Linked DNA regions of Homo sapiens: all the other regions are linked to region 3. Evidence: chromatin contacts called from ENCODE Hi-C or POLR2A ChIA-PET data. All regions are on one chromosome and are shown on one strand. Each heading gives the region's core, a stretch centred on a gene start or an enhancer-like site at or near the end of the contact. The rest is flanking DNA. Distances are from core to core; before and after follow the strand shown.

Region 1 (3,516 bases), core at 546-3,045, 850 kb before region 3:
CTGTAAACTGTAGTCTCCAGACCCCTGGTTTTAAATGACTTCTTCAAGGTCATAGGCCTGATGAGTATTAGAATTGGGATAGAATCCAGATCTCCCAACTTTGAAGCCAGTGCCTTTCACCACATTATGCTGTGGCATATTTTATTTATTATTTGTTTGTTTATTTATTTTTTGAAATGGAGTTTCACTCTTGTTGCCCAGGCTGGAGTGCAATGGTGCGATCTCGGCTCACTGCCACCTCCGCCTCCCAGGTTCATGTGATTCTCCTGCCTCAGCCTCCCAAGCAGCTGGGATTACAGGCATGTGGCACCACGCCTGGCTAATTTTGTATTTTTAGTAGAGACAGGGTTTCACCATGTTGGCCAGGCTGGTCTCAAACTCCTGACCTCAGGTGATCTACCCGCCTCAGCCTCCCAAAGTGCTGGGATTACAGGCGTGCGCCACCGCGCCTGGCCCTATTTATTTATTTATTCATTTTTAATTTTTTGAGACAGGGTCTCACTCTATTGCCCAGGCCAGGGTGCAGTGGTGTGATCAAAGCTCGCTGCAGCCTTGACCTTCCAGGCTCAGGTGATCCTCCCCCTCAGCCTCCCAAGTAGCTAGGACAACAGGCCATGCCACTACACCCGGCTAATTTCTATATTTTTTGTAAAGACGGAGTTTTGCTTTGTTGCCCAGGCTGGTCTCGAACTTCTGGGCTCAAGTGATCCGCCTGCCTTGGCCTCCCAAAGTGCTGGGATTACAGGTGTGAGCCACCGCGTCCAGCCCATATAATTTATTTTGCATTTATTATATACTACTTTGTTTTAGTATCTTTTATGTGGTCCTAGTGGTCCAGGAGGCACTAGAGTGGTATCAACAGTATCTGACACAGAGTAGTCATTCAGTGAAAGTTTGTTGACAAGCATAATAATGTCCCAATCTAGTTCTATTTCGTTACTTTGGACCTGGCTTACTCTGAGGTGGGCTTAAGTGTTAGTGTAAGTTATTAGCATCAACTGATGATGCACACGTCTGTGTCTGTGTCTGTGTGTGTGTGTGTGTGCGTGAGCGTGCGCGCGCACTCTCTCTCTAAGGGAGGTACGTTTTCCTACAGCCATTAGATGTTAACTTACGTGAATAACCATAAATGGATATGTACAGGTAGCATACAAATAGGAGGACGGGTGTCTCCACAGCGAAGAAGAAATTTAAAAGGAGGTTTTTCAGTAGGTCTCATTAGCACGAAAAGGCATAGAAGCTGACATAATTTTTTATTCTAAACCCTGCAGGTGTTTCCCATATATCTTTATTGATTTCACTTTATGTAGTTAAATTAGTGGGAAGATGATATAGGAAACTCACAGTATGTTTATTTCTTTTCCTTAGCACTTAGGCAGATGACGTGTATGAATCAATCTATTTTTCGTCCGGAGAGCAGATCTCAAAGAGTCTGTCCTTTCCAAAGAGAAAACAGGAAGCATCCTCAGGAAGCGCCTACTTCTCTTGTTTTCCATCGAGAAAGAGAAATGGCTCAAATATTTATCAAGGATTTCACAGGATTAAGGGGTATGAAATTGGGCTGACCTTCTCAGAGGCCGAAGGACTTCGACTCCATGAGAGGGCGAGAAACGTGTTTCGGGGGAATTTAAGTCAATGAGTATTTTGCTTTGTCAGGTGTAGAGTCCAGGCCCGGGGAAGAGAGGCAGTCAACAGAGGCCAGAAAGGACGTTGCTATGGTTTCCACGCACGTTGTCTCCCTCGGCCTGTTTCTTTGCGCGGCGCTGGCGATTCCGTAATTTCCGCTTCCGGTAGTGAGAACCCTTCCGGTGGGCTAGGTACTGAGCGCGCGAGGTGAGGAGTTGTGCAGGGTTTGGGGAAAGGAAGGCTGGCTTGGCGAGAGGGCAGGTTTGCGGGCTTTCGCCCCCTTTTCCAAAGACCAACAAAGAGTCCTTCCCCAACTCCCAACTCAACCCCTTTTGGAACTATGTGTGGTGGTTGGGACCCTGTGGCGCATCCTTGTCGCTCGTGTCCTTCTCATGCCCGGCGACGCGTCTTTGTGGTAACGCCCTGCTGCCATCTCTTTTCTTCTCTATGCGAGGATTTGGACTGGCAGTGAGAATAAGAGACAACGATTCACGTCTACTTTCTAGGATGACTTCCATGTGCTCCATCTCGCGCGTCCCTGAGCATGTTGAATTTCCAAATCCTAAATAAGCCGCGCGGTGTAGTTTGTATTATGTTGCGTTTCTCTTTCTGCTTTCCTCGCCCTTTCTCCATCATCCTTTAGGCTCTACAGAGTGAAGGTTTAAATCCAAGGTCATGGCAAAACATCTGAAGTTCATCGCCAGGACTGTGATGGTACAGGAAGGGAACGTGGAAAGCGCATACAGGACCCTAAACAGGTAACTGTTAAGGGACCAGAATCATGCCTAGACTCTCTGGGAAGTGCGGTGGTTATTCTCTCCCTTCCCCTTTCGTTGATTGTTCTCAAAACAGTGCCAGCCCAGGTGTTCACAGTCTCTTAAAACGTCTCAGCCCCTCAGTTTATTATCTTAAAAATGAAGTTCTGGGCCGGGCGCGGTGGCTCACGCCTGTAATCCCAGCACTTTGGGAGGCCGAGGCGGGTGGATCACATGCGGTCAGGAGTTTCAGACCAGCCTGGCCAACATGGTGAAACCGTGTCTCTACTAAAAATACAAAAATTAGCCGGGCGTGGTGGCAAACGCCTGTAATCTCAGCTACTCGAGAGCTGAGGCAGGAGAATCGCTTGAACCCGGGAGGCAGAGGTTGTAGTGAGCCAAGATCGAGCCACTTGCACTCCAGCCTGGGCAAGAGTGAGACTCTATCTCAAAAAAAAAGAAAAAAAGTTCTTCCTCAAACCTAACTGTATGAATTGTATTCAACAAGTAATCACCCCCCGCACCTCCCCGCTTTTAATTTTAATTTTAATTTTTTTTTTTTTTTTTGAGGCAGAGTCTCGCTCTGTCACCCAGGCTGGAGTGCAGCGGCACGATCTCGGCTCACTGCAAGCTCCGCTTCCTGGGTTCACGCCATTCTCCTGCCTCAGCCTCCTGAGCAGCCAGTACTACAGGCTCCCGCCACCACGCCCGGTTAATTTTTGTATTTATAGTAGAGATGGGGTTTCACCGTGTTGGCCAGGATGGTCTTGATCTCCTGACCTCAAGTGATCTGCCTGCCTCTGCCTCCCAAAGTGCTAGGATTACAGGCGTAAGCCACAGCGCCCGGCCCCGCTTTTTAAAAATTGAGACAGGGTCTTGCTGTGTCACTCAACAATCCTCCTGCCTCAGTCTCCTGACTAGCTGGGTCTAGTGACGCACGCCACCACCGCAGTTAATTTTTGTATTTTCTGTACAGAGGGAGTCTCGCCATGTTGCCCAAGCGTAATGACTCCTTTTATGAGGAACCTGAATTCTTTAGAAGACTTAAAAAAGAGCCCAAATGGAAAATCAAGATGTGAAGTTGCTAGGAAGCGGGAACGTAGTATGATAAATAGAAAGCTGAGGGAGTGATTGG
Region 2 (3,395 bases), core at 635-3,134, 640 kb after region 3:
AACTGCGGCTAAGGGATAGAAAAGGATTGATCTAAGATCACACAGCTCATTAGTCATTTCTACACAATACAGTGTGCAATAGAAATAAGTCTGTTTTGATGGCCAGTCATAATCACACCTCTTTACAGAGGCCCAAAGGACTAGCAGCACTTTTGTTTTCCAGTTCTGACACTATCAAGATCAAGTGCAGAGGGGTCTCTGCAGCCAAGGCCCCTCAATCTCGACCCCCTACACTGGGTTGAATTACATTGCTATGGGTTTCCACAGAATCCCCAATATCCCTTGATAACACATGCCATGCTTGTCATTCTTGATTAACATCTGTGTCCGTGGTGAGGAGAATGAATTGAAGGCAGCAACCGTGGCTGCAGGAGACCAATCAGGGCCTAGTCCAGGTGTCAATGATGGAGATGGAGAACAGATGAATTGGAGAGTTTGTTGTTGTTTATTTAGAGACAGAGCCTTGGTCTGTCACCCAGGATGGAATGCAGTGAATGATAATAGCTCACTGCAGCCTTGAACTCCCGCAGTCGTCCGGCGTAGCTGAGATTATAGGTGCGGTTTTGGCCGACTTCTATTTGAAGCAAAAGGTAAATTTCACTAACTCCTCTTCAAACATTACAAATGAATTTGTGCTAATTGAGTTATCAGCTGATGTCTCAAAAAATGAGACTCTACTTGATCTGTCACTATGGTTTTGTTCACAATTTTCATATCCTTTCAGCTATAAGTTTCTCTTAAAGAGAAATGGAAAATAATATAATGTAAACGGGGATAACTGCATAGTACTGACTGCTAGCTTGTGTTTGATTTTATTACTTAAAAATTGAATGGGAAGGAGGAAAATACTAGAACTTAAGACCACAGTTTCTAGGGGAAGCTAAGAAGAGAAGATGAGGATCATTGTTCAGTGAGGAATGTGGTTAGATAATGGTTTTCAGTGAAAGCTAACTTTGAAATTTCCTGACATTTGTATTGAACAATTGCCAAAAACTATCTGATATGCATCGCTAAGGCTTACTTTATCATTTAAAATGACAGGAGTCAAATAGGATGTGATGAGAAGTCAAATCACATTGTTAGCTCCATGAAAGCATAGATAACTCATTCCAGTATCTCCTAATAACCAGAACCTACAAAGAACCTACAACATGGTGACATGCTTGAATCGAAGCAGCTCAATGTTCTCATCCTTGGTACGTTTATTTTAAATTCACGAGAAAAAAAAAAGTGTCAACCCCTTTCTCTCAAAACAAGGAAAGGGTCTAAAAGTCAGTCTTTGAAATAGGGGTCTCCAGCCAACCCCCACGATGATACCTGGATTAAGGAATGAGGGATACTGGAAAAACAAAAACCCCAATGTATTATTCTGACGACTGTAAACAGCCATCCTATTAGCGATAACTAAAGAAAAAGCTGGGGAAAGTTAAAGGCAAAGTGATATACGGATGGCAGCTCTCAGTCTCAAAAAGGCCCAGTGGAAGAGTCTGAACTGACTCAGGGCAAACACAAACGCTCCCGCACCGGGTCCGTTGTGGCGTAAGCGGGTGACTGGAGCATCTTCCTCAGATACAGTTACGAGTTCCCAGTGGGTCAAGTTGCCCCCGAGCGGCGTCTCACAGCCCAGGGCTCTGACTCCCCCGCTGCGCCCCACATCCTTCCCTCGCCCCGGGGCACGCCAGACCCCTCCCTTCCCTCGCTCCCGCATTTCCGTCTCCTAGTGGCCAGGGCTGCCCATGACCCTGTCTTTCCCACTCCCCAAACCTTCGGTCTCCATCCTCGCCTTTACCGCTGCTCCAGTCAGCCGTCGAGTGCGCCGCCTCGCGCCTCACCCCAGCTGCAGCCACCAGCGCCGCCGCCTCCCACTCACACCACCACAGTGAGCCCCGCCGGCGGCGCTTCAGCCGCCACTTCCCCGCCCCCGCAGCCCGACAGCACCAATCAACACCCTGCTCGCAGTCCGACCAATCGCCTTCTCCCGTCACAACCAATCCTTCCGCGGGCTGCCCCTGAGCGACGTGGCTGCTGCTAGCCGCTGCCCAATTACCCGGATGGAATCCAAAGCAGGCCCACCCTGTCAGCCAATAAGATCCAGGAAAAGCAGATGTTGTTAACTGAGACCGCACCTGCTGAGAATTAAACAGCCAATTACAAGCTTCCCGGCGTCCTCGCAGACCACCTCTAGGCCAATTACCGAGGAGTTTTCTATCTTCTAACCCTTGGAGGAAAATCTGCGCTCCAGCAGCTGGGACCGAGGCATGAGAGCGTTGAATCATGAGTGGCACCGTTCGCAAAAATTGGTGTCTTTGTACAAAGACAGTGCCACAACACAACTCAGTGACCATCGGGAGAGCAGCCTCATGATGGGCGATGCTCCATCAGTTTTCTCTTGCGATCTTTTGCATAGATCGGTCCCGCCCCGCATATGGCGATGAGGACTCAAGAGACACGGAAAACGTTTTCTTTCTGGAAAACATGAAATAGGCTTTGTAGATGGACAGGAAGTCAAGGGACAAGCGGTGCGCCGCAGAGAGCGAGGACCCACTCTTCTATTCCTTTGCGGAGGCACGGACACACGGTGTGGCCCGAAACAGCGGCAGGAGAGTGAGACCCGGGCTCCGACCGCGGTGGTAAGGGGGCGGCGGGCCATAGGGGCGCCAGGGGCCCACCCTTCCCTGGGGATTCGAGGAAACGGGTCGAGGCGACAGCGTGAAGGCCTACGCCGGGGGAGGGGGTGGTGGCGGGGGGCGTTTCTGTGGGGGCGAGGAAGGGAGCGGGTCTCCGCAGGCGGAAGTTTGCTTTGGAAGATTTTATTCCAGACGCTGTCCTGGTCCCTGGACGGTTAGGAACGGTTGGGTCCTGCTACTGCCTCCGTGGGGCAGGGAGCCTCGCGAGACCAGCACTGCGCCCTACTCGGTCCACCCTGTCCCCGCTCCGCGCTAGGGGCTCACCCTGGGAACAGGGGTCGGGCGATCCTGGTCATTGGGGGATCTTCCGCACTAGCTTCCATCACAATACCTGGCAGGTGATGAGCAATAAATATTTGCTGAAAGAACGCAAGGTTGTATCTTTTGTCAATTAGGCAGATGCCTTTGGGCCTCAGGTTTTGCTTTCTATTAATATAAAAATGTGTATGCGTTTTGAATAAGTAATACATTTACATTCTACAAAATTCAGAAGAAACAAGGTTATTATAGTGAATAAATTTTCCTTCCTTCAAGGCAACTAGGGTTACCAGTTTCTTGTGAAAAATTTCACAAGATATTCTATAGTTAACGTGTGTATATGTGTAATATATAAAGTGTATATATATATACACACACATATATTTTTTTAACCCAGTTGATAACATACATACTATTTTGCAACTTTCTTTGATACAGTCTGGAAATGTT
Region 3 (3,865 bases), core at 505-3,004:
TTCCTCCCTGAGAGAGCAGGCTGTGCCTCCCTTCCACTCAGTCTACACACACACACACTCACACCCCACTTTAGGCTGGATTAGTCCAGCCTCTACAAACACTTGGCTGGCCTTTGCATTGGCCTTCTAGACTCAACTATGATACACCTTTAAGAGGGCTTCTTGTAGCTGTTTCTGGGAAGCAGCATCTGGTCAGCTCCTCAACTCCTGGCCTGGAGAAAAGATCACTCTGCCCTGGAAGAATCCGAGCTGCTTCACACACCCCATCTGAAGCACATGGGAGAGACCTGGCCGACTCTCCCCTTTCCAGATCCTCCCGTTGCTGGGAAGAGGAAACAGCCCTTCTCTCTCCTGGCCCCGAAGCCACCTCTGGGGAATGGCTGGGGTCACAGCCAGAGTCTAGGAGAGCTGTGGAAGGGATGGAGAAGGGGAGACTGGGCTGGGGACAATAGCAGGAAGCCTTTGGGCTGGTCGCCCGCCCCAGTCCACCTTCCTCAGAGGGAGCAGGGTCGCGCCAAGGAGCCTGTGGAACCGGAGCTTTCCTTTCTCCAAGCCATTTCCCCCACTCTTAGCTCTTAGCCCCACACTCAGCACCTACCCTCCTTCCCACCCAACCCCCAACCAGGACAATCCAGGTGTCTAAAGCCTCGAAAAGAGGTGGGCCTAGGGCCAGGGGCTCGACCTGTCTCCCCCTCACCGGATCCGGGGCTCCGAGGAGGGGCCGGTAGCAGAGTCTGGGCCGGGACCGGGTCCCAGAGCCACGTTAGCGAGAGGAGGGGCTGGAGGGGCCTGCAGGCGCAGACGAAGAGGGGATAGGAGCGGGGGTTGGGGAGCGGAGGCGGGTCTCCCAGGCCAGGGAAACAGGGCCAGAGGCTGAGAACCGACGAGGGCGGGCCTGAGGCCGGCGCTCAGTGGGGACCGTGGGCTCAGGAGGCAGTTGCCAGCTCGGATGTCCTCCTTGGGAGACCTCAGTCTAACAAAGCCCCGGGCCGAGCGGGCTGAAGGAAGGAGATAGGCGCTGGGACCGATGTTGCTCGAGGGCCCCATTCGCCGCCTCTTTGCACGAGCCAACCCTTCAGAGGGTGCTCAGATTCCGGCTTGCACAAGGACAGAGGAGCACCCGTGACACAAAGTCCGGAACGATGCGTCCCTCTTCCCATCCCTTCAGGGGCGTCAGGAGGGTCTAGTTCTCCGTGGGTCTCGGAGCCCTAGTTTCCTTGCTGGGAAAGCAAGGGGCCAGGTTTTCCACGCTCTCTACGGAGCGCGCCTCAAATAATCCCTTTTCGCGCTTCCCAGTCCAGCGGGATGCGACTCGACGAAAGCCCAATTGAACGAGGTGCCCAGACTCTGCTCTCACCAGTACAGTTACGGGGCTCGGCCACTGTCCCTCCTTCCTCCCTGCACCCCAATTTCGTTGACCCTCTCCGTCAGCCAGGCACACCGGGCGCCGACACCTCCCTGGTCCCCTAGCGCTTCAGAAGCTTGCCCCCCGCCGGCCGCGCCCTCCTGCTCCCTCCCCGCCTCCCCGCAGCCCCTTCCCTGCCCGGGGTACTTGCTCCAGGATTCGGGTCAGCGGGATCGAGATCGCCGCGGGCGGCCAGCGGCCACGCGCTGCGCTGAGTTCGCAATCCGTGGTTGTGCTCAGGCGAGATGCGATGAGCGTCCGAATTGGATGGTGCTTGAATTTGGGTTCCAGGGCGCTGTCGGGAGAGCCCTGGGTCCAAGTCCAGCCGCGGATCCGCGGAGGAAAACAATGCGACCGCCCGGGGCTCTGGGCTCGGCCCCAGTGGCCCCGCCCGCCTCCCAGCCGGGCCCACCTCCTGCCCGCCTTTGGGTCGCCGCGACTAATCCCGCCCTCGGAGGGCGGCTAGACACCGCCTTCTCGTCACCTCTCCGCCAATAGTGCTGCCCGGGGAGGGGCGCCAGGAGCACCGTCCACCCAGAGGGCCAGGCCGGGAGGCTGAACTGGAGACCAGAGACAGACGCGAGATGGAGAGACCCACGGACAGTCGCCGACACCGGGCAGAGGAAGAAATACATACAGAAGCAGAGACAGGCTGGCACAGGAGAGGCTCTGGGGAGAAATTTCCCAAGAGAGGAAGAGGAGCTGGGAGGAGAAACAGACAGGAAACCTGGGAGCCTCGCGGGGCTGGGCTGGGCTGTCAGAGCCTGCGCGATCCGTCCTCCCTTCCCCTCCTATACGGCTTGGGCGACCTTGCTCCCGAGGGCGCATCCCGCATCTCCCTGACTCTGCCCCCAACTCTCTGTTGCTCCTCTCTATGCGTTGTCCCTCTGTCTCCTTATTTCTCCCCGTAGGCCTCCTCTGGTTCGTCCTGACCCGGATAAGGAGGCCTAGCATGCGCGTGGGGGCTGGAGGCCTGGGAAAGGAAAGGAAGGTGTCAGCAGGAGGTTTCCCTTGTTTCCATGATCTCCTCCCCTCCCACCTCTACAAAGCAGCATGAGTTTGGGCCACTATGGCAAGAACTAGCTAGCAGTCAGGCTGTTGGGTAATGGAAGAGGGCAGGTGAGAGAGGCTGAAGCCAAAACAGATGTGGAAATCAAGACTAACTGACTCAGAGAAAGGCACAAAGAGTAGCAACGCTAAGACTTGATAAAGTAACCCACACAGCCTTCCTGCCCCACAGACATACGTCCCACCTTTCCTCAGAGGACCGTGACATCCCTCCAAACAGCAAAACTGCCCCTTCTCCCTCCCCACCCTTCATAAAGCCCCTGGGAATGTCAGTGAGGAGGAAGAATAAACTACTACAGACAGGATTGCTTGGTACCTTGGTATTGCCTGGTAGGATTCTTCTCTATGTGGGGCTGGGACAAAAGACATTCTCAAAATTCTCCAGGAAAGTGGGTGGCCTGGGAGACACTGGCATTCTCAGATAGTTTTATCTGACTGAACACTTCTACCCACATCTTGGACTCTGGACTAGAGGAAAGGAGGGGGAAGGGGTTTGCCACTTTAGGCCAGCCTTAACTGGACTGTGATCAGGGAGGGGAGTATCAACAACTAGGCTAAGCCCCACAGCGAGTACACAAGAGACCTAAACATACACACACATGTGCACACGCACATACAGAGAAAGAGAGAGACAGAGAGACAGATTTAAGGCCAGGTGAACCAGTAAGATGAACAGTAACTCAGTAAAGTCAGATCTAAAAAAAATAGAAGAAGATAAACAGGGACAATATCTACACAGAATTAACGGCCGAGGGATCTTGGGTCCAAGGCAATTCAACAAACTGTCAGACAGTTGGGGTTGTTTTAAAGGCTGGAAAGAAATTTTCAGAGAAAGACACCTCAAAATACAGAGGCACTGAGAGGTTAAAAGAAATCTCCTCAGCTCCTAGCACAGGGTTTAGGTACTCAGATACATGCTTATGGAATAGATTAGTGAGTGGGGATTAAGGTGTAATTCATTTAAAGTTTTAGGACCCAGCTCAAATCTCAGTTCAATCCAGTAAGTATTAAACACTTACTTGAGACACAATCTACTACACAATCCACTGTGGGTTGTGGTTCCAGACTTTAAGAAAATGATAATATATTTGAATTAAAATAAGATTTGCACATACTAAACTATTAAAAAGTCTAAACTATTAAAAAGACAGTACTAAATATTAAATATTTAATAGTACTAAACTATTAAAAAGACAACACCAAGTCTCAAAAGAAAAGCTACATTGAACATAAATTTCCAAATGTGCAAAGAAGACAATAAATATTCTCCGAAGACTGCACAGAAAGATGCTGGATACATTTTATCATGAAGGACAGGAAAACTTTGGTGGGAGTTGGCTTGGTGCAAAAGAAGAAAATGTTCCCGAGGGACACAGCTTCAGCAAAAGCTTT

Evidence for each region. Hi-C counts contacts between places; a loop is a spot of excess contacts on that map. ChIA-PET counts read pairs that join two places held with the same protein, here RNA polymerase II (POLR2A). Pooled maps may share reads with other maps.
Region 1: a loop to region 3 is called in a pooled map, with 3 times the contacts of the local background. The contact joins the promoter of MRPS21 here to the promoter of SEMA6C in region 3. A Hi-C loop is called at or near these places in 4 of 50 pooled maps.
Region 2: a pooled map shows a loop between it and region 3 (5-fold over the local background). The contact joins the promoter of TDRKH here to the promoter of SEMA6C in region 3. A Hi-C loop is called at or near these places in 4 of 50 pooled maps. POLR2A ChIA-PET finds 5 or more read pairs at or near these places in 2 of 52 experiments (OCI-LY7 and activated CD4-positive, alpha-beta T cell).

What each region holds. Positions count from the first base shown.
Region 1 is chr1:150,292,066-150,295,581 of GRCh38, forward strand. It overlaps MRPS21 (mitochondrial ribosomal protein S21), which reads left to right and starts at 1,796. Exons shown (of 3, transcript NM_031901.6): 1 at 1,796-1,833; 2 at 2,270-2,384. The coding sequence starts at 2,302. It overlaps LOC105371434 (a long non-coding RNA gene), which reads right to left and starts at 1,755. Exons shown (of 2, transcript XR_922129.4): 1 at 1,567-1,755; 2 at 1,235-1,432. RefSeq lists an enhancer at 2,084-2,143.
Region 2 is chr1:151,788,616-151,792,010 of GRCh38, forward strand. TDRKH (tudor and KH domain containing) reads right to left here and starts at 1,885. Exons shown (of 13, transcript NM_001083965.2): 1 at 1,765-1,885. TDRKH-AS1 (TDRKH antisense RNA 1) reads left to right here and starts at 2,134. Exons shown (of 2, transcript NR_146292.1): 1 at 2,134-2,630. RefSeq lists a silencer at 1,570-1,829.
Region 3 is chr1:151,144,877-151,148,741 of GRCh38, forward strand. It overlaps SEMA6C (semaphorin 6C), which reads right to left and starts at 1,755. Exons shown (of 19, transcript NM_030913.6): 1 at 1,557-1,755. It also overlaps a transcript of LYSMD1 not described here. RefSeq lists silencers at 1,503-1,962, 2,173-2,232.